Linked DNA regions of Homo sapiens: region 2 is linked to region 1. A link is an interaction called in ENCODE POLR2A ChIA-PET data of the cell type or tissue named here. Cell type or tissue: GM12878. All regions are shown on one strand. Links, peaks and the distances in the headings refer to the core of each region. The heading gives the core; the rest is flanking DNA.

Region 1 (11,173 bases), core at 4,566-8,565:
TCTTTTCTTCCTTATAGTTTGAATTCGTTTGTTTGTTTGAGAGAGGGTCTGGCTCTATCCCCTGGGCTGTAGTACAGTGGTGGGATCTCAGCTCACTGCAATCTCTGCCTCCTGGGCTCAGGCAATTCTCCCACTTCAGCCTTCAGAATAGCTGGGAGTACAGGTGCATACTACAATACCCTGCTAGTTTTTTTGTATTTTTAGTAGAGATGGAGTTTCGCCATGTTGCCCAGACTGGTCTCAAACTCCTGGGCTCAGGTGATCGAGGCACCTAAGCCTCCCAAAGTGCTGGGATTACAGGTGTGAGCCACTGCGCCTGGCCTCTTCCTTATAGTTTGAATTTTTTTTAATGTGAATGTATCTACATACTACTTGTGTAATTTAAAAAATAAGTTAAAATCAGAAATAACAAAGAAGTGCCAAAGTGAGGTTTAACAACTATAGCCATTCAGTAAAATACTTCAGTTTATAAAAAGTCTAGAAGTTATCTTTGAAAGTTAAGTGAATAAAGCAGGAGAGAACATTCTATGAATATGCCAATAATATTTTAAGTGAAAAGGCAAGTCACAGAACAGTACTATGTTAAGATCCTATCTGTGTTAAAAATGTAGACACATGTATACCTACAAATGAAATAAATGCCTGTAAAGATAGATACCAAATTGAAAATAGGGGTTATTATCTCTGAGGGATGGTTTTGAGGCTAAGAGAAAGCTTATTTATGAGTGTTTGAATTTTTTCTAATGAAAATATATTAATTTTATAATAAAAATAAATTATAAACAGATACATAAAGTATGTGTTTATATAAACACATGTATTGTGTATATATATGTGTATTTTAAAATATCTATAACTATCTCCTATTTGTAAATATATATACATATTTAAATATATACACACATACACGTATAAATGTAAACACATATATGCCTAGGAAAATAGATGTTTATATTTATATATACACGTGTATATATTTATATATGTATATATATATTTACATATGTGGCATTATAGGTGATGATTACTATTGGCTTTTTTATTCATGTGTTTTTCATATTTTCACCAATTTTATAATCTAGTAAGAATTTTTTTAAAAACGAAAAGGTTATAAAAAAAGGAAAAACCTAATAAAATTGTATAGTATAATCACTAGTGAGTGAAAGTAAGCATAAATTTTGTACATGGAAAAAAAATCTAGGAAAAACTAGAATTAGTGGAAATTTAGATGTTAAAACTTTTTTTTTTCCTCTTTTTATTCCCCCCAAGTCTATGATAATGAATGAATATTAGTTCCGGTGCTAGAAGAAAGTATAATGTAAAAATGTAAATATTTATTAGGTGCACCCAAAGATCATCATTTTAGAGATGGAGAAACTTAGGGGCAAGCAGGGGCATTGGCTGCTAAAGGGGGTGCAGGCTGAGGCAGGTCTCACCTCTGGGTTCTAGAGCTCCTTCCAGCCCCCTTCAAGCTGCCATCACATTTCTGTTCTCGAGTTTGGAGAAAAGGGACACACACCGGTTGGTGCCCGTGCTGGCAGTCTGCTCACATCACACCTAACTGAGGGGTCTCCCCAGGGCCTTGAGCTCCTGGCTGGCTAATTCTACTTAGTGCTAGGGTAACTGAGGTCAGACATCCATGAGGTGGCAAAGTGGGGTGATCAGTTTGTCCCAGTTTGCCTCAGATTTCCCCAGTTTTAGCACCTAAAATCCTGCATTCCAGGAAATCTCTTGGGCCTATAAAAACCAGAACAGGACCAGGCACGGTGGCTCACCCCTGCAATCCCAGTACTTTGGGAGGTCAAGGTGGGTGGATCACCTGAGGTCGGGAGGTGGGGAGTTCGAGACTGGCCTGGCCAACATGGTGAAACCCCGTCTCTATTAAAAATACAAAAATTAGCCGGGCGTGGTAGTAAATGCCTGTCGTCCCAGCTACTCGGGAAGCTGAGGCAGGAGAATCTCTTGAACCCAGGAGGCGGAGGTTTCAGTGAGCCAAGATCGTGCCACTGCACTACAGCCTGGGTGACAAAGCAAGACTCCATCTCAAACAACAACAACAACAACAACAGCAACACAGAACAGTTGGTCACCCTAGAGTGAATTGTGATTCCCAAGAACACCAAACTGGGAACCAGGAGATCACCATTCTCACCCGAACTCCCTGTGTGGTATTACCTCACCTCTCTGGGCCTCAGTTTGCTTATCAGTGAAACAGTATCATCTCCCCGGACTCTACCTTAAAGGGTCGTTTCAAATAAAAAAAAAATGTGAAATTACATTGTAAACTAAGGACTGTGTCCATAGGGGAGGGTCAGGGTGGACTTTGCCCTTGGGGGAGTCAGCTAGAGCCATGGAGGCATGACCACAGCGTTCTGATCACAGCTTACTCTCCATTCTCCTTGACATCCAAAGTCACGCCCACCTAAAATCCTCTCATGAGGTTAATCCAACAAGTCTTCAGCTCTGGTGAGGTGGGACTCCGAGGGTTCTACAAACTTTTTCTGTAAAAGCCTTTGATGGTTAATTTTTTTTTTTTTTTTTTTTGAGACAGAGTCTTGCTCTGTCGCGGCTGGAGTGCAGTGATGCAATCTCAGCTCACCGCAACCTCCACCTTCTGGATTCAAGTGATTCTTCTGCCTCAGCCTCCCAAGTAGCTGGGATTACAGGCGCGCACCATCACGCCCAGCTAATTTTTGTATTTTTAGTAGAGACAGGGTTTCACCATATTGGCCAGGCTGGTCTTGAACTCCTGACCTCGCAGTCCATCCACCTTGGCCTCCCAAAGTGCTGGGATTACAGGTGTGAGCCACGGCGCCTGGCTTTGATGGTTAATTTTATGTGTCAATTTGGCTGGACCACAGTACCCAGATATTTGGTCAGACATTATTCTGGATGTTTCTGTGAGAGTACATTTGGATGAGATTAACATTGAAATCAGTGGATTTTGAGTAAAGTTGGTTGCCCTCCACAATGTTGGTAGGCCTCATCCAATCAGTCAAAGGACTGAATGGTACAAAGACTGACCTCCCCTGAGGAAGAAGGCATCCTGCAGCAGACAGCCTTCAGACTCAAACTGCAACCTTGGCTCTTCCCAGGTCTTCAGCCTGCCAGTCCACCCTGCAGACTTTGGACTTGCCAGCCTCCATAATCACATGAGCCAGTTCCTTAAATCTCTCTCTCTTTTTTTCTTCCTTTCTCTCTATCCTATTGGTTCTGTTTCTATGGAAAACCCTGACTAGTACAAAATCCAAATAGAACATGTTTTAGGCTCTGCAGGTCATGTGATCTCTGTCACATCTACTCGACTCTCCCATTTTAGCTCAGAAGCAGCCATAAACAATACACAAGGTATTGTCCACCTTGGCCTGCTGACATTTGAGGCTGGATCATTGTTTGTTATGAAGGCTGTCCTGTGAACTGTAGGATATTTAGCAGCATCCTAGTCTCTACCCAGTTGATACCAGTAGCACTCCTCAGTTGTCACAACCCAAAATGTAACTGGGGGGAGGGAGGTCTGATATAAATAAATGAGCATGACTGTATTCTATTGAAACGTGATTTACAAAATAGGTGCTATTTTGTAGATACATTATTGTAAAACATTATTTACAAAATGGTTGGTTTGGCCCATGGGCCATAGTTTGCTCTAGGCAGCAGGGTCAACCAATGTCAGCAATGACCTGGAGCTTTGAGGAAGGAGACCCATCATCGGAGAGTGATGAGGGAGCCTGCAGGAGACCTGTAATGTCAAGCCAGATTCCCCTTCCAAAGCATTGGATGGAGCCAAGTCCCAGGCTGAGGATCCTTGCTATATCTTACCTGGAGGTTGTTGGGTCAGATGATGATGCTGTACCTTTGACAGTGCAGTTGCTGCAATGACGGGAGGCCTAAAAGAAGCTTTAATTTTCTTTTTTTTTTTTTTGGAGACAGAGTCTCGCTCTGTTGCCCAGGCTGGAGTGCAGTGGCGCGATCTCGGCTCACTGCAACCTCTGCCTCCTGGGTTCAAGCAGTTCTACTGCCTCAGCCACCCGAGTAGCTGGGACTACAGGTGCACGCTGCCACATCCAGCTAATTTTTTTTTTTGTATTTTAGTAGAGACGGGTTTTCACCGTGTTGCCCAGGCTGGTCTCAAACTCCTGAGCTCAGGTACTCCGCCTGCCTCAGCCTCCCAAAGTGTTCGGATTACAGGCGTGAGCCACCGTGCCGGGCCAAGAAGCTTGAATTTTCTTACTGTGCATCCCAGCTGGGGTTGAAGGTTTGTAGAAGAGGGGGATGTTAGGTGCCTCACCACATCTCCTCTGGGCTTCCCTAGTGGCCGCCTCATTTCCTTCTCACCGTTTCCACAATCTTCAATCCATCAAGAAACTGTATTTTTGAACCTTTTCGCATTTTCATTTGGCAGCCAAAGTAGGGTAGCCTGTTTCACATGGAAAGTAATTTTGTTTCACGCTTGTCTATCACCCTCTTAGCCCTGGCATGTAAATAGGGGAGAAGGAGGCAGGGGAAGTATCCACAGACCCCCAGGGAGGAGGGTCATTGCAGGGGTTGCTGGGGAAGAGTTCATTATCTGTGGCCTAGCCTTGTGTCCTCAACACTGGGCACATGCCATGCTCTCAAAGCTCTGGTTAATAGGAGCTTCATAGGAAGTTATATTTCAAAGGGAGACAATTTTCCTGATCATGCTATTTGCAAAGGGGATGGGAGCATTTTTGTATTTGTATTTATGAGCATGACTGTTCTAATGAAACATTATTTACAAAACAGGTGGCCAGCTGGTTTGGCCTGTGGGCCATAGTTTGCTAACACTGCTATAGGCAATGGGGACATCCAGTGTCAGCACTGACCTGGAGCTTTAAGGAAAGGGACCTATTGTTGGAGAGTGATGAGGGGGACTACAGGAGACCCATAATGTCAAGGAATGACAACATAAAGCCACCCTTAGGGAAAGAGCCTTCCAGGAAGTCTTGGCAGGGAGTTGTGCCAGGGCCTTAAATGCAGTTGGCAACCAATGCTACCCAATCAGGCCAGCCACCTGCAACACACTAGAGGCCCAGCAATGGTTCTGAAACCCTAATGTATATGAGAATCACCTTGAGAGCTAATGCAGCTGGCTGAGGTCCAGGCTCATTGGAGTACACAAGGGCCTGGGCCTTTGTGTTTTCACCATGTGCTCCAGATGAGCTCAAGCTCATTCCAGCCAAGAATTGAGAACCACTGGGTTCAAGGCTTGCTACTCAAAGTGTGGTGTGTGGACGGGCAGCATCAGTATTATCTGAGTGCTTGCTACAAATGTAGCATCTCTGAGCCCACCAGGACCTACTAAATCAGTGTTGTCATTTTGACAAGGTCCTTAAGGATTTTTATTCACCTTATAATTTGGGAAGCATTAGAGCTGGATCATAGAGGAACTGGGCAGCAGGTGGGCCCCAAGAAAAGTTGGCCCCAGGCCCAAAGAAAAGACTTCAGCTGAACAAGGTCACTCATCTGAACTGACAAAAACAAGGAAGAGTCCAGTCAGACAAAAGAACTCTCAAGTGAGGAGAACAGGAGCCGTCTGTTACTCAAGGAAATGGATCCCGAGTCTGGGGTGGCAAAGAAATCTTGGGGAGCAACACAGGCCCTGGCCAGGCCAGAGGTCAACTGCAACAATAGGCCCCAGGTGCTCATCTCATTTGCAGGGCCTCTCACAGGCCACATTTGTGCTTTGCCCAGGCTCCCTGCCCCAGGCCAGTGCCTGCCTGAGTCCTAACCCCTCCAACTTTGCTCTTTCTTAGCCCCAAACTCAGCCTTCACATCTGGTGATGAAATGCAGCTTCTTTGCTTCACAGGCCCTGATAACCAGCCTGCATTCCCTGTTGCTCTAGGAAACTCTCCTGGGGAGTCTGGGAGTGGAGAGTGCATTTGGAAAGCCCCTAGGTGGTTCTGATAGACAGCTCCTATACATGACTCCACTTTGTGGGTTCCAGAAACTACCAGTCTGTCCCCTGATCCATCAGGCCTAACAAGTAAGATCTCCACTGCTAGTGAAGGCAGATCACTGCACTGTCTCTGGGGTTCCTGTCTATCCCACCCATAAGTTGGTAAGTAGTCCTTTTGAAAATAAATCTTCCTCATGTTATCCTAACTTGAGTGCACCTGTCGGGATCCTGATTGATACAATGGATCAATGATGGGAAACATCCCATCCTTAGTGGGAGATCTCATCTCAACCCACAGTGGTACCGACAGGGTAAGCTTACCAGAATCCAGGAGTGCAACATTGGAATTTGACATGTACAACAAGGGGCTCATTTTACTACAAGAGATATAGGGAAAACATCCTAACAGTAGGCACAATCTAACCATGAACCACACCCCAGAAAGGGAGTGAGCCACCCATGAAGGCAGATTCAAGCAAAAGCTTAAGGCCCATTTATCGACAGAGTACAGCAAGTTTGCTTTCCTGCTCAGGTGGGAGGCTGGGCTCAGTGACCCAGACAGTTCCCTCCAGCTCTGAGGCTGTGTCTACAAATAGCCCCGTGATCCTCCTACACCCTCCTCACAGCTCTCCAGGGACTCAGGTGCTAGCTGATGGTAAATGTGTTGATGGGGGAAAAATAAAAGATTGGAACTTCCCTTAATACCTTGTTTTCCTCCTCATCACCCGACTGATGGTGACTGACCCTGAGGGTGCAGATGGGTGGGGTGGGGATAGAACCCAAAAGCATTGTCAGCTCAGAAGGTCAGAAAAGTCAGCATGCAGATTTCCCAGGAGGCGTATGTAAAACATAGGATCCCCATCTAGGCAGCTGCCAGACCCGAGGCTGTGGGCGGTGGAGCAGCCAACATGCCGGAGATCTGCCCAGGAAACTCCAGCACATGGGAAGTCTGGCAGGCAAAAGGCAAGGCCACTTCAGGGGGGAAGGGGGCAGGCGGCAGTCAGATATTGGCCAAAGGGGCCTGCGCAGCCTTAAAAGAGTCCCCATGGAGTGGGAAAGTGAGAAACGGCTGGGTTTCAGGCAGCATGCATTTTCTGGCTTGGTCCCTGGGGTCTTGGTGTCCCGTATTTCAGTTGCAACAGAAGAGAATTTAGGAGGCGGGTAGAGGGGAGTACATGGCAGGAGTCAGAGGCTTTAAGCCCCACTGAACAGAGAGAGACTAAGACCACTCTTTTTTTTGTTTGTTTGTTTTGTTTTGTTTTGTTTAAGACAGAGTTTCACTCTTGTCGCCCAAGCTGGAGTGCAATGGCACGATCTCGGCTCACTGCAACCTCCACCTCCTGGGTTAAAGTGATTCTCCTGCCTCAGCCTCCCAAGTAGCTGGGACTACAGGCGTGCGCCACCATGCCTGGCTAATTTTTGTATTTTTAGTAGAGACAGGGTTTCACCATCTTGGCCAGGCTGGTCTCGAACTCCTGACCTCATGATCTACCCACCTCGGCCTCCCAAAGTGCTGGGATTACAGGCGTGAGCCGCCGCGCCCGGCCATAAGACCACTCTTAACTCATTCATTAGTGAACCCCTGCTCCATGGAGTACCATGCTAGCTGCTAAGGATAGAGTGATGAAGAGCAGCAGGGTCTCCACCCTCCTCACTGGCTCAAGGCCACTTGTCCTGCCTCCATCAGGACTAACTAAGCAGCCGAGGTGTGGCTGAGTCAGCAGGCAGGAAGTGTGAGTGGCCTGCATCTTAGGAGCTGGGGCTGGCAGGGTGCCAGATTAGAGAGGCAGGTGCTGAGGCTAAGATTCCACGCAGCAGTTAATGCCTCTCCCTCTATTATCCCCGATCCAGACCAGCTGTCCTGGCGTGTGTGCAGACCTGCAAGTTCAGCAAAGCCCACAGACTTCAGTGTGACCAACTGTCCCAGTTTGCCCAGAACTGGTTTGGTTTTAGCATTGTCCCAGGAAACCCCTCTAGTGCAGGACTGAGGTCCTTGGGGCTGAGTGAGGAGTGGCCGCATGCCAAATGAGTAATTGCTGGTGCTGTGGCAAAGCCCCCAGGCTTGGTCCTTGGAAGTTTGAACACTGTTGGGCTGGTGTTTGTTCCCAGCTGCCCTGAATGACCACACAGCTGGGTGTTTGGGAAACAATTAGTGGCATTCCTGACCCAAATACCTCCAATCTTGTTCATTAGTCACTCATATATGAGGAAATGAATTCAGGAAAAACACAATCATATATTATTTTGGTGTGAGTGTCTGCTCCCCAGTGTCACCCTGGTGTTTCGTTCTCTTATCACTCTAGATTGTGAATTTTTATTTGTAGCTGTCTTTCCCACCAGGTTCTCTCATAGAATCCTGAGTCTGGTGACTTAGTGTATCGCACATAATAGGGACTCCAGAAGTGTTTCATGAATAAATGCATGAAGATTCAATCTGTCTGTTGCAGAAACTAGGAGCCAAAAGGGCAGAATGAATGGTGAAACTGATCATTTTGAAAAGCGGTAAGTCAAAGTGAGAGGACCAGAATAGACACTGTAGGAAGTCTGGTTTCAAGCCAGCAAACAGGAAGCATTCAAACAACAACTCACAATCGTCCATGGGGCCTCGTTTGTTAGATTTCCTGGCAGAGGCTCTGTTTGTTTAGGGGCCTCCCTTCCAGCTGCTTTGCTGCCAGGCCCAATGTCTTCTCTCTTTTGCTGGCTGTTCATTCCTCCAACGCACATTTACTCAGGCACTGAGTCAGGCACTGGGCTGGGCATTGGGAAGGTGCAGAGGCTAGAAACAGGATGTCCTCCTAGGGGATGCATTATACACACACACACACACACACACACACACACACACACACACACACACAGCCAAGATGCAGTAGGAAAAGCAGTTAAGGCTGGGCGTGGTGGCTCACGCCTGTAATCCCAGCACTTTGGGAGGCCAAGGCGGGCAGATCATGAGGTCAGGAGAGCCAGACCATCCTGGCTAACACGGTGAAACCCCGTCTCTACTAAAAAATACAAAAAATTAGCCGGGCGTGGTGGCGGGCGCCTGTAGTCCTAGTTACTCGGGAGGCTGAGGCAGGAGAATGGCATGAACCTAGGAGGCGGAGCTTGCAGTGAGCCGGGATCGTGCCACTGCACTCCAGCCTGGGTGACAGAGCGAGACTCCGTCTCAAAGAAAAAAAAAAAAAAAGAAGTTAAGTGTCAGGAGGTATGGGTGCCTTCTTTTGAAGGGCGTTGTGTGACCTGACAGGTGTAAGCCAAGCTCTTTAAAGGCCAAAAGGATGCCATCCCCTGTTTGACGTGGGCCTGCCCTGCAGCTCCTCCTTGCATCTCCTGCACCTGCTTTCTTGCTCATCTCTGCAGGCTCTAGGCTTGTCTCTATATATGACTGTCAAATGCCACTGGCATGTAAGTGCTCCACTTGGCTCTCAGCCCCTCCTGTGCTGGCTGACACTGGCAGCTGACTGTGTTTTACTCATTCTCAACTCCACCCTCTCCTGCCCAATTGACTTTGATGCTGGGTGTTTGCCTCCTATGCCTACCAGCGCATTAAATTTTTATATGCAATGCTTCCTCTTTGCAGGCAGTGGGTTGGGTGCTGGGACTCTATTGGTAAACAAGTTTCTGTGGAGCTCATTATGGAGGAGGAGGGAGACAATAACCAGTCAATTATATCCAGTGTGATAAGTGCTATAATGGCCTAAGCTCCTGGGGCCATAGGGTGGAGTAGGGATTGGAGGTGGCCAAACCTGAAGTAAGGAGACCAGCAAGGAGGCTGCAGCTCTGTTTTTCAGTGGTACGTTGTGCCATGATTACAGTTCCATTTCTTTATCCATCTGTCTCCACCACCCATCTCTTCATTCATTCATGGGCTCCTTCAACAAGCTCTTGAAACACCTATTATGTGTCAGACACCCTGCTAGGTCCTGGGAATACCATGATAAAAAAGACTGGTTCTTCTACCACATTGGACTTTTGGCTTCCCAAATGTGTCCAGCTCCTCCCTGCCTCAGAGTCTTCACACTCACTGTTCCCTCTGCTTGAAAGATCATAGTCCCCATCTCCTTGACCAATTTACCTCCTCTAGCCTTTAGACCTCAGCTCAAAAGTCACCTCCTCAAGGAGGATGTCCCTGACCTCTTAACCAGTTCAGAGCCCCATTATGATGTTCTCACAGCAACCTGTAATTTTCTTTCATAGCACCTGTAATTACATATTTATTAGTGAGACTATTTCATTAGCGTTGGTCTCCCCAACACTTGGTCCTCTGTCAAGGACTCATTTATTATAACATTTATACTGTCTAACCCCTGGTAATGTATTTAATACATATAAATTAAGTGGATGGATAGATGATGGTTGGATGGATGGGATGGATGGATAGATGATTGCATAGGTTGATGGATAGATGATTGCATAGGTTGATGGATAGATGATTGGAAGGTTGGATGGATGGGATGGATGATTGGATGTTTAGATGGATGAATGCTTGGATGGTTGAATGGATGGATGGTTGGTTGGATGGATGGTTGGTTGGATGGATGGATGGATGGATGGATGGATGGATGAATGGATGAATGAACTGGAGCTGAGGCAGAGTAAAGGCAAGGACACATTCAGAGACTGATCCAGTAGTCAGAGCAGAAAAGAGATGAGAATTGGTGAATGGGCCAAGACAGTAAAAGTGGAAAAGCTGAGGAGGGAATTGACAGCAGGAATCTGCAGAATTTGGTCTCTGATTGAATGTCAGGGGTGAAGCAGAGGGAGGAGTGCAAGGTGACAGCCAAGCTTCTGACTGAGGGCTAGGGAGGCTGGAAACAAAGGAGAGCAAATCTGGAGGTGTAGGATAAAGAGGATGACTCCTGAATTTAAGAATCTGCTGAGGCAATCAAGTGGAAATTTAAAATGATTTTGGGCCACTATGGTAGTTAAGATAATACTGCTATCTGCCATAAGAAATAAATTCTACAATTTCAGTGGCTTAACACTATAGATGTTTTGGGTTTATTTTATTTTATTTTTGTTTTGCTCCACATGACAATCCGATGCAGGTATTTCAGATCAGCATGGCAACAAGGTGACATGGTGGTTTAGGGGACCAGACTCCTTCCCTCTTGTGGCTCCACCATATCATCTTAGCCCAAAAGGGCCATCTAGCATTTAAACCCTCTTGCAAACTTTATAAGGCAGAGCCTACCTCCCACCATAAAGCGAAAAATGCCCAACTCGTACTTTCTCAGATTTCCTTGCGTCCAAGG
Region 2 (11,173 bases), core at 3,413-7,412, 54 kb before region 1:
TCCATCCAATCCAACAGCAGTTTAAACTGATTTATGATGACTGAGTTATAATAAATAGTGCTCCAGTTTAAAATACCAAATGTAAGTGCCAAATGACATAAACCTTTCCACTGATGATAAGGTATGACTCACAGATCTAAGTCAGGTGAATGTCTACCTCCTCCCAATCTTATTATTCTACTGCACCCTTCCCGAAACTACACTGGAATTAAAGAACAGAGACAAGACTTCTCCAGTAAAGCTCTGCTATTCTTCCATTGAGAAGGCAGTAGCAAGTGTGTCTCCTTGCTAAAAACTCCAAATTAAGTTATCTATCTAACTATTTATTTATTTTGAAACAAAGTTTTTCTCTTGTTGCCCAGGCTGGAGTGCAATGGCGCGATCTCGGCTCACTGCAACCTCCGCCTTCTGGGTTTAAGCGATTCTCCTGCCTCAGTCTCCTGAGTAGCTGGGATTACAGGCATGCGCCACCATGCCCGACTAATTTTGTATTTTAGTAGAGACGGAGTTTCACCATGTTGGTCAGGCTGGTCTCAAACTCCTGACCTCGGTGCTCCGCCCGTCTCGGCCTCCCAAAGTGCTGGGATTACAGGCGTGAGCCACCGCGCCCAGCCAGGAATCACTTCTTCATGTTTTCCGATTATTTGAAAGAATATAGAGAAAGCAACCTCCCTCCCCACACCTCAAATACAACCTTCTTGCTCATCTATTACATTTATATTACAAAATAATTCAAGTTCCTAAAGAGTTCCTTTTCTAGACAAAAACTTGTATATTTAAAAAAAAGAAAGTCCTGCCTGGGCATGGTGGCTCACGCTAGTAATCCCAGTACTTTGGGAGGCCGAGGCAGGCGGATCACGAGGTCAGGAGTTCGAAACCAGCCTGGTCAGCATGGTGAAACCCCGACTCTACTAAAAACACACACACACACACAAAAATTAGCTGGGCATGGTAGCGCACATCTGTAATCCCAGCTACTCGGGAGGCTGAGGCAGGAGAATTGCTTGAACCGAGGAGGCAGAGGTTGCAGTGAGCTGAGATCGTGCCACTGCATTCCAGCCTGGGTGAGAGAGCGACACTCTGTCTCAAAAAAAAAAAAAAATTGTAGTAGCCAATATTTAAACATAAAGCCTAAATATTAACTTACAGTAAATTGGGTATTTTGAGACCAAAAGACTTCTTCAGAGAGCTAAATATAAAAGTATTTTAATATAATTCATTTGAAACATTTTTGCTTCTTTACCACAAAATTAAAATGCTCAAAATAATAGCTATTTTTAAGAGTAGCCTTCAAATTTAAACAATTTTTAAAAATTCTATTGGTATTATAGTGTGTCAATGTTGCCAAGGTAAAACATTCCAGGGTAACACCGTCAATGAACCCATTCACCCACCACTGATTACGTGCACAGCCTTGAGGGATACAAAATGTAAGACACTAATTCAGCCTGAATGATGAGACAAGAACTTTCCCCCCTCTCTCTTACCATTTAGAACTTTGAATAAATTAAAACGTTACTACCCCTCTAATAAAACATGTTAACAATGAATAACTGATATGTTTTAAATAGCACATTCAGTTTATTATACTGTTTAATGAGGATACGCAGTTGTTTTGTTTTTTGAGACAGAGTCTCACTCTGTCGCCCGGACTAGAGTGCAGTGGCACGATCTTGGCTCACTGCAACCTCCGCCTCCCGTCCTCAAGCAATCCTTTTTTTTTTTTTTTTTTTCCTGTAGAGATGGGTTTTTGCCATGTTGCCCAGGCTTGTCTCGAACTCCTGGGATCAAGTGATCCACCCACCTTGATCCCTGAAGTGCTGGGATTACAGGTGGAAGCCACCATGCTGGCCAGTTGATTTTTTTTTTCCCAACCACCAACAAACCAAATTTTTTCTATAAATCTTCTTTGATAATTCATTCCAGTTAACAGTTGTTTTGCAGATAAATACTATCCATTGCAAGTGGGACAGATATATGTGGAGAAAACTAAATACAAAAACATCACCTCTACTCAGAAACAAAGCATTTCTTCATTATCAGGGAGCAAATGTCTACCTTCAAGAATGTTATCAGCTATTAACATTAACAGTCAAAGTGAGATATTAAATATATGGATTGGCCAGGTACGGAGGCTCATGTTTGTAATCTCAGCACTTTGGGAGGCTGAGGTGAGAGGATCGCTTGAGGTCAGGAGTTCAAGACCAGCCTGGGCAATACGGCAAGATTCTGCCTCTACAAAAAATTTTAAAATTAGCCAGGCATGGCGTCACGTGCCTGTAGTGCTAGCTACTCAAGAGGCTGAGGCAAGAGGACTGCTTCAGTCCTGGAGTTTGAGGTTACAGTGAGCTATGATTGTGCGTCTGCACTCCAGCTGGGGTGACAAGAGCAAGATCCTGTCTCTTAAAAAAAGTTTTTTTTTTAATAGTAAATATATTAAAAATTTGTATCTGTTATTAGAGATGAAGAAGAGCAAATCAAGGATACCGATGGCAAACTGGCAATCTTCAGTGTTACTTTTCTCTAAAATAGTTCACTTTTTAGTTTTCATAACATTATAAAAATTAACCATTTTATCTAAACGGAACTCTGCGAAAGCAAATGAACGAAAGGTCCTGGTTACCTTTTCTTTCAAAAGAACATTTGATTATTCTGAGAAAACTACCAAAATGATTAGAAGAATGAAGTATGGCTTGGAGTTTAATCACATACAAACCATCCATTAGGCATCCAGATTCAGAGCTTTTTGTGGTACTCAGTCTTCTCAATAACACCTCTAGATTTTCACGTACATCCTCCTCCTTCCTTCTCACCCCATTCTGATATAAAATCACCTAATAGGGTGAGAAACTACACATGTGCACGTGTGCCCGACACACACACACACACACACACACACCCCTTAACAACTAAATAGAAAATATGATACTAATGAAATCTTTCTTTGCAAGAATTTCCTTTGGCAACTTCTCTTCCTCCTAGTGGCCAAGTCAAGTAACACCTATGGTGACCATATCTTCTAAATCAAAACCTAGGATGTGTGATTCAACAAGATAGAATATTTCAGTAGAAAAACATAAACCTCTAGTGGGTTGCGGCAAAGAGGCAGTTCAAATTTTTGTGCTACTTCCAAATGTGTGACTCTGTATTTTAAGGGTGTCAAAAAGTTATTATTTCTAAAATATTCCAAAAATTTAGAAGACCAATAAAAAATATTTGAAAACTGGGTTGCCTGAAGATACATGGCTCCTAGAATGGTATCTCAAAATCCCATCACCTGCTATTTGTCTTTTTATATACATTAGCTCAGGTTTCAAAGTTCTAAATAGGAGTTCTGAGCAAATCTCCCCCAAATATGACTCTTTCTCAGACCATTCTCCAGGGTTGTTTTTGCTAACTGCCTACTAGAAATTCACTTAGATGTCTCATTGGCTCTGCCAGTTAAAAAAACAAACAAAAACATGGGATGAGCATGGAGCAGGATTAACTAAGAGCTAGTAGGTAAGTCAGAATTGCAGGACAAATAGTAAGAACAGAATTGAGGGGTCCCATGATAAATGTTTTATCTGCATTGTCTCCTTTCATCTTCACAATATCCCTTAAAGGTAGTAGTAACTATTTAGAATGAGGAAACTGAGGCCTACAGAGATTATGGAACTTGCTCAGGTCAAACAGCTGGTAAGCAGTAAAGCAAGGATTTGAACCCAGAGAGTCTGACTCCAAAGCTCAAGCACCTGAACATGCTAAGACATCAAAAAGAATGAAATGCAGATTCTGACAGAGTTGTGGTCACTGGTCAATTCAAGAGGCATTTCTTGAGTACTTAGGTACTATCAGATACTGAGGATACAGAAAAAAATGTACATCTGGCTTCAAATTCTTGCTTTACTACTTAATAGCTACGTAAGCTGAAATGAAAAAGTTTCTGAGCAGTATGATTTGAATAAGGAATGGCTGCTACTCAGGAAAACAGACAAATTAACAAGTCACAATATAATATGAAACAACACAAATAGAAACAAGGAAGAGAAGTTATACAGTGATTAGCTTCGTTATAGGGAAAGGATTGTTTTGGTTTATGGTGGGAGACTCACCTTAATATTTTGAATGAGGATGAAGGATATTACAGACTAAATAAAACATGATACCATGATTCTACATAGTGCACTCAAGAGTCACAAGTAGACTGATACTCTTAAAATATAAATACCTAGAAGGGTGGAGAGTTAGGCTGGATTCTAGATGATTAGAAAAATAAAAAGGAAAACATAGTTCAAGCATCCAGACAGCAGTCAAGGTCCAGGGCTCAAGTAGGCTAAAACGGACTGGGTGGAAAGCAGAGCTCAGGCAGTATTACAAGGAAAGCTATTCCATTTCCACAGGCAATGGAGTCTATACAAGTGATCATCAATCAGCCTATGGTAAGCAGCTAGAAGGCAGAGATTACATATTCATTTCAATTCAACATATAGTTGAATGCTAGGTCAAGAGAACACAAAGGCTAGGCTGGGAGTGGTGGCTCACACCTGTAATCCCACCACTTTGGGAGGCTGAGGCAGGCAGATCACTTGAGCCCAGGAGTTCAACATCAGCCTGGCAAACATGGCAAAACCCCATCTCTACTAAGAATACAAAAATTAGCCAGGTGGTGGCACAGCCTGTAATCCCAGCTACTCGGGAGGCTCAGACAGGAGAATTGCTTGAACCAGGGAGGTGGAGGCTACAGTGAGGAGATCGTGCCACTGCTCCAGCCTGGGTGACAGAGACTCTGTCTCAAAAAAAAAAAAAAAAAAAAAAAAACACACACACTCACACACGAAGACAGAATATGGCCCCTACTCACAAAGGATCTCACAGCTTTGGTACAAGAGGCAAATATGTTGAATTATTGCAATCTGGTGTGATCAGTGAAGAACAGAAGGAGTTGTCAATTATGAGTAGGTCTTTCAGGAAGATGTGGGAAGATAACAGCTGTAAAAGTGAAAAGGGCCCGAAACAATGTATTTAGAGAAAATGCTGGTAGTTTACTGTGACTGAAGTACAGTACACGTTGAGATGAGGATACTGAGATAAGCAAGGGCAAGATTATGGTGGGTCTATTATGGATAAAGATGAGATAAAGAAAAATCCCTCAAATGTTGGGAAAGAAGGGAATCTAGAAAGGTGCTACCCAATATATTAAGTAGCCACCAGCCCTGTGGAACTACGGAGCACTTGGAATGGAGCTAGTGCAACTAAGGAGCTAAGTTTTAATAAATTTAAATAGCCACTACTAACTACCATATTAGACAGCAATGATCTACAGCACACGTAACAGAATTTTCTTATCCAGAAAGAATTTATCTTCCATAAAGAAAAGAGGGTAAATGAAGATACAGGTATTTGTAAATTAAGGAAAAGAAGGGGCAGGAAATTGAGAAAACTCACAAAATTATGTCAATGGTAACAATAAAGCATAAGGAAAGAGTGAGGACGAAGTCGTTTTTTTCTTTTGAGACAGAGTTTCGCTCTTATCGCCCAGGCTGGAGTGCAGTGGCACAATCTCGGCTCACTGCAACCTCCGTCTCCCGGGTTCAAGCAATTCTCCTGCTTCGGCCTCCTGAGTAGCTGGGATTACAGGCGTGCACCACCACACCCCCTAATTTTGTATTTTTAGTAGAGACAGGGTTTCACCATGTTGGTCAAGCTGGTCTGGAACTCCTGACCTCAGGTAATCCACCCACCTTGGCCCTAAAAGTGCTGGGATTACAGGCATGAACCACACTGTGCTCGGCCAAAGTCTTAAAGAATAGAGAAGGTTTAAGATAAGCACACAGAAAAATGGTAGAGGGTTAGGATCAAAAAGGATGGACAAGTCCAAGCTGGAGTTGTAAAGTATAAAGTTTGTAGTAAAGCTTAAAAAAACAAAGCAAACCAAAACAAAAAGCTATAAAGGGTATTGTTGAGACAACTGACAAAACTAAATAAGGACAGTATATTAAATAATATTATTGCATAAAAGTTAAAATTCCTGATTTTGATAACTTAATCACACTGTGTAAGAGAATATTCTTGCTCTATGGAAATATATACTGAAGTATGTAGGGGTAAAAGTCTCCAGCTTATGCTCAAATGATTCAGAAAAACATAGCATGCATATGTATTATATATACAATGCATATATAGTATGTGCATACTAATTTAATTTTTATATATGCATGCATAATACACCCCCAAGGAAAGTAAGAATATGATAAAGCAAACAGGACACAGTATAACAATTGGGAATCTAGAAAAACGATGTATGAAAGCTCCTTGTACTGTACATGCAATAACTATGTAAAAGTTTGAAAATAAATATAAATTAAAAGTTACAAAAAAATTCATAGTAGTGTCAAAACAAAACTATATGATTTCCTCTGATAGCACTTAGAAGCAGAGTAGATGGCAAAACTGGGCAAAGATTCAAAGCTAAGAATACTGGAAGAAAAGTGATTGAAGAGGGAACTGAAGCTAGAGGAGAGAATGAAACAAGAGGTGCTGGGACCAGAAATCTTGATAAAGCTTAAAGCTTAAGAATAAACGTGCTGGGAAAAGGAGAATGAGCATTGGAATGACAGGAGGCTACAGTCAGAAAAGTAGGATATTAAGCATTCCAAATCAGAGTTGTTATTAGTCATTTAGGAAATGCAAATTAATCCCACAATAGAATACCACTCCACATCCACTAAAATGGTTAAAATTTAAAAGACTGACCACACCGATTTTTGATGAGGGTGAAGAGAAACAGAATTCCCAAGCACGACTAGTGGGCATGTAAAAAACTACAGCCACTTGGGAAAACAGTTTGACCATTTCGTATGAAGTTAAACATGCAATTATCCTAAGACCTAGAAATTCCACTCCTAGGTTTCTACCCACAAAGAACAAAAACATATGCCACACACTTGTACGCAAATGTTCACAGTGGCATTATTCACAACAGACAAAGCATAAAAGCAGCCAAGTGTCCATACATGGATGAATGGATAAACAAAATGTGGTATGTATATATAGAGAGTATTATTCCACCTTTAAAAGGAATGAAATTCTGATACATACTACAATCTGGATGAACCCTGAAGACATTATGCTAAATTAAATAAGCCACACTACAAAAGGACAGATATTGTATGATTCCACTTACGTGAAATACTTGGAATGGTCAAACTCACAGTGACAGAAACAATGTTGGTTACCACTGACTGGGGGAGACGTGATTGGGAGTTATAGTTTAATGGGTACAGTTTCAGTTTGGGACAATTTTTATAGTTCTAGAGATGGAAAGTGGTAATAGTTATACAACAATGTGAATGTATTTAATGGTACTGAATGGTCTATTTAAAAACAGTTTAAATGGTAAATTTTATGTATATTTTATCACAATAAAAGATTAAGCTAATGACAGGTAGTGCAACATGAATGTACCTCAATAACATTTTAAGGTCATTTTTGTTATTATTCCATTTATATGAAATGTCAAGAAAGGGCAAATCTATAGGTTACTGGTTACCCATAATGGGTGGTAGGAAAGGGGATTGTTTACAAATTGGTTCAAGGAATATTTTGGGTGACAGAAATGTTCTAAAAGTGGATTGTGGTAGTAACAACATAACTTTATAAATTTACTAAAAAATACTGAACACTTATGAAACAGGTGAATTTTGTGGTATGTAAATTATACCTCAATATAAAAAGTTTTAGGCCGGGTGCAAGTGGCTCATGCCTGTAATCCCAGTACTTTGGGAGGCTGAGGCAGGCAGATCACCTGAGGTCGGGAGTTTGAGACCAGCCTGACCAACATGGAGAAATCCCATCTCTACTAAAAATACAAAATTAGCTGGGTGTGGTGGTGCATGCCTGTAATCCCAGCTACTTGGGAGGCTGAGGCAGGAGAATCACTCGAACCCGGCAGACGGAGGTTGCAGTGGGCTGAGATCGCGCCATTGCACTCCAGCCTGGGCAACAAGAGGTTGAAACTCCATCTCAAAAACAAATAAATAAATAAAATAAAATTTTTTTCACCAATGAATTGCCAATAACTAAAAAAAATTAATACGTCTACTGGTATGGGTGCAGATAAACTACCTTTTTTTATAGGTCTGGAGACGAAGAGAGTAATACACAATGGTAAGTATCTGTGTATCTAAACATAAAAAAGGTACAGTAAAAATACAGTATTATAAACACACATGACCACAGTCTATATGCAGTCCATCACTGACCAACATGTCATTATGTGGCACATGACTATACATGTAAAGATTTCACAAAATATCCTAAAGTTAAACACACACACACAAAACACACCAGGAATTTTAAAAACAGTATGTACAATATGATCCCCATTAAAAAAATTAAACCTAGGTATGCATGTTTACAGAAAAAAGGCTAGAAAAATATACAGATATTTTTATCCATTTTTATTGCTAACTAGTTAGATGATGAGTGTTTTTTGTTTTTGCCTATCCATTTGCCAAATTTTCCATAATTAATATGTATTTCAATTGTATGACCAGAAAAGTTCAGAAGTGGAACTGTTTTAAGCAATGATTAAGGTCGTGATTTTGGGAGTTGATTACGAAAGCTCTGGAGACAAAGGTCATAGGAGTTTAAAAAATTAATTTACTTTGAAATTTAAATGAATTTATGTATTCAATAAAAATTAAGCATTTCCTATGTGCCAGCTACGGTTCTAGGATCTGAGGATACAGTAACGAATAAAACAGACCCAAATCCCAGCATTCACAGTAGTGGAAAGTCACTTGAACAGAGTGAAGAACTTAAACCACGTACAAAAATTCTAAATGAACGTGAAAGAACGATGGAGAAAAGAAAAAGAGATAATGAACAGGAGTAGCCTTGATACTTGACAGAAGAGTAATGGTCTGAAAACACAGAACTCACTCCCCTTTTAACCTCCTGGTATGACGTATGGAAGAATCAGCAGCCAACACTTGAGGACCAGGAGGAAAGTGGCGTCCTTTGAAAGATGAAAGCTTCAGTTAGGGCAGGAAACAAAGATTCTGTGAGGAGTTAAGTATCTTGTTCATTACAGAATAGAGCTCTAGAGCAAAAGGAATGAGTAGTGAACTGTATTTGGTATAGGAACCAAGGGGGCATGGCAGGATTAACCGACTTAAAAATTCTTAATTAGGTTCAGACTGCAGCTTAGGAGACATTCTGAGGCTTGATGATGCAGGATGACACTCACCTGGTCCTCAGATGCTGGGACAGCATGTATTATTTATCTCTGTATCCTCAGAGTCTAATACAGAGTCAAATCTGCAGGTTAGTAAAAGCAAAAACCTTCAATGACTTGAAGAGAAAATCCTAAATCTCAAAATTCAACATAGCTCAGGAACTTGCTCCAAGAAATAGCTTTGCCTAACTTAGTATTGTTTTCAAGGAAACTATCATCTCTCTGCCAACCCGGCTTAACGCCTTGGTCATTTCTGACACACTGCCCCCACGTAAATTAGTAATTAAATCAATACTCCTCATCTAACCCTTTTATGCCATTACATCTGGTTTAGGCCCTCCTCCCTCCCACTTCTTGGCCAGTTAGGCCTCAGTTATTAGGAAGTATATCCTTTTTCCAAAATGTCTGGGACCAGAAGAGTTTCAGATTTCAAATTTTTTTGTATTTTGGAATATTTGCATTATATACTTAACAGTTGAGCATCCCTAATCTGAAAATCCAAAATCTGAAATGCTCCAATGAACATTTTCTTTCAGCATCGTGTCTGCACTCAGAAAATTTCCAATCTTGGAGTATTTCAAATTTCGAATTTGGGATGATCGACCTACACTTCGTAAATCTCACTTAATCTCTTGCCTCTCTGAACTGATTTGCAGCAACTATGTGTGTGCTGTAATCATGCCTAACCCTGATCTAGGCTTAAACAGACTTCATAAGAAGCAGAGTGCTATAATACTGAGACAAGGCCTGGATTCAGATCTGAGCTGTTTCTTCTTAGCTGCACAATCTTGAACCCATGCCACTTTACTGCCTAAGAGGATATTTAAATCCTCTCAGGGTGATCAGACCACGCCCCAAATCAGTAATTCAAAGGTTTTCCATCACTAAGAGAATAGGTTTAGCTCATCTTGTCTATGAAGCCTCATTCTCCTGCCATTTTTCCTCCTGGGCCCTAAAGCTCTCAACTTCCATGCTTTTGAGAAGGAATTTCGCTCTGTTGCCCAGGCTGGAGTGCAATGGCATGATCTGAGCTCACCGCAACCTCCTCAGCCTCCTGAGTAGCTGGGATTACAGATGCTCACCACCATGCCCAGCTGATTTTTATATTTTTAGTAGATACACGGTTTCACCACGTTGGCCAGGCTAGTCTCAAACTCCTGACATTGGCTTCCTGAAGTGCTGGGATTACAGGCATGAGCCACTGTGCCCAGCCTAACTTCCATGCTTAATCATCTCCATGAACACGCTTTTCTCTAAAGTTACAAGGCTTACCTAACATCCCTTTCACTCACTCTGGTTAACTTTTATTTATTTTCTAAGTCTTAGCACAGCCACTTTACAGTCTTCTCTGACTCTGCTCCAATGATAATCTGGTCTCTTTTCTCCCTCATTATCATTTAATATAAATTCTCTGCATGTTTCCCCAACATATCATAAGTTCTTAGCATAGCACCCAGTAGTTGCTTAAGAAACCTGTGCAGAATTTATTATTATGGATAATACCACCACCAATTCACAGGGCTGGGAGGTTTAAAATAACGTATGTATAGGCCAGGTGCGGTGGCTCATGCTTGTAATCCCAGCACTTTGGGAGGCCGAAGCGGGCGGATCACGAGGTCAGGAGATTGAGACCATCCCAGCTAACACGGTGAAACCCCGTCTCTACTAAAAAATACAAAAATTAGCCAGGCGTGGTGGCAGGTGCCTGTAGTCCCAGCTACTCGGGAGGCTGAGGCAGGAGAATGGCGTGAACCCAGGAGGCGGAGCTTGCAGTGAGCCAAGATCGCGCCACTGCACTCCAGCCTGGGCGACAGAGTGAGACTCCATTTCAAAATAAATAAATAAATAAAATAACATATGTATATATGTATAGGATACATAGTAGGTGCTCAGTCCACCATCATTTTTTCTATCCCATATCCACCTCAGAGAAAACTTTATAAAAGAAAATTA

What was found. ChIA-PET counts read pairs that join two places held together with the same protein. Peaks named below come from ENCODE experiments on the same cell type or tissue, not always from the same donor. Only the 100,000 strongest peaks of a DNase experiment are listed, where the experiment ranks them.
Region 2: POLR2A ChIA-PET joins it to region 1 with 6 read pairs; 4 of 35 experiments call an interaction of 5 or more read pairs at or near these places.

What each region holds. Positions count from the first base shown.
Region 1 is chr15:80,030,193-80,041,365 of GRCh38, reverse strand. No RefSeq gene overlaps it. Among named protein-coding and RNA genes, the nearest start is that of ZFAND6, 24 kb to the left of the region's middle. RefSeq lists enhancers at 1,158-1,657, 7,128-7,871, 7,872-8,615, 8,616-9,361. In GM12878, for the core only: no CTCF peak of the experiment used is centred there; a DNase peak (open chromatin) is centred at 8,425; H3K4me3 peaks cover 1,021 bases; H3K27ac peaks cover 1,860 bases.
Region 2 is chr15:80,082,887-80,094,059 of GRCh38, reverse strand. All of the region lies in intron 1 of ZFAND6 (zinc finger AN1-type containing 6), which reads right to left. Among named protein-coding and RNA genes, the nearest start is that of ZFAND6, 29 kb to the right of the region's middle. In GM12878, for the core only: no CTCF peak of the experiment used is centred there; no DNase peak of the experiment used is centred there.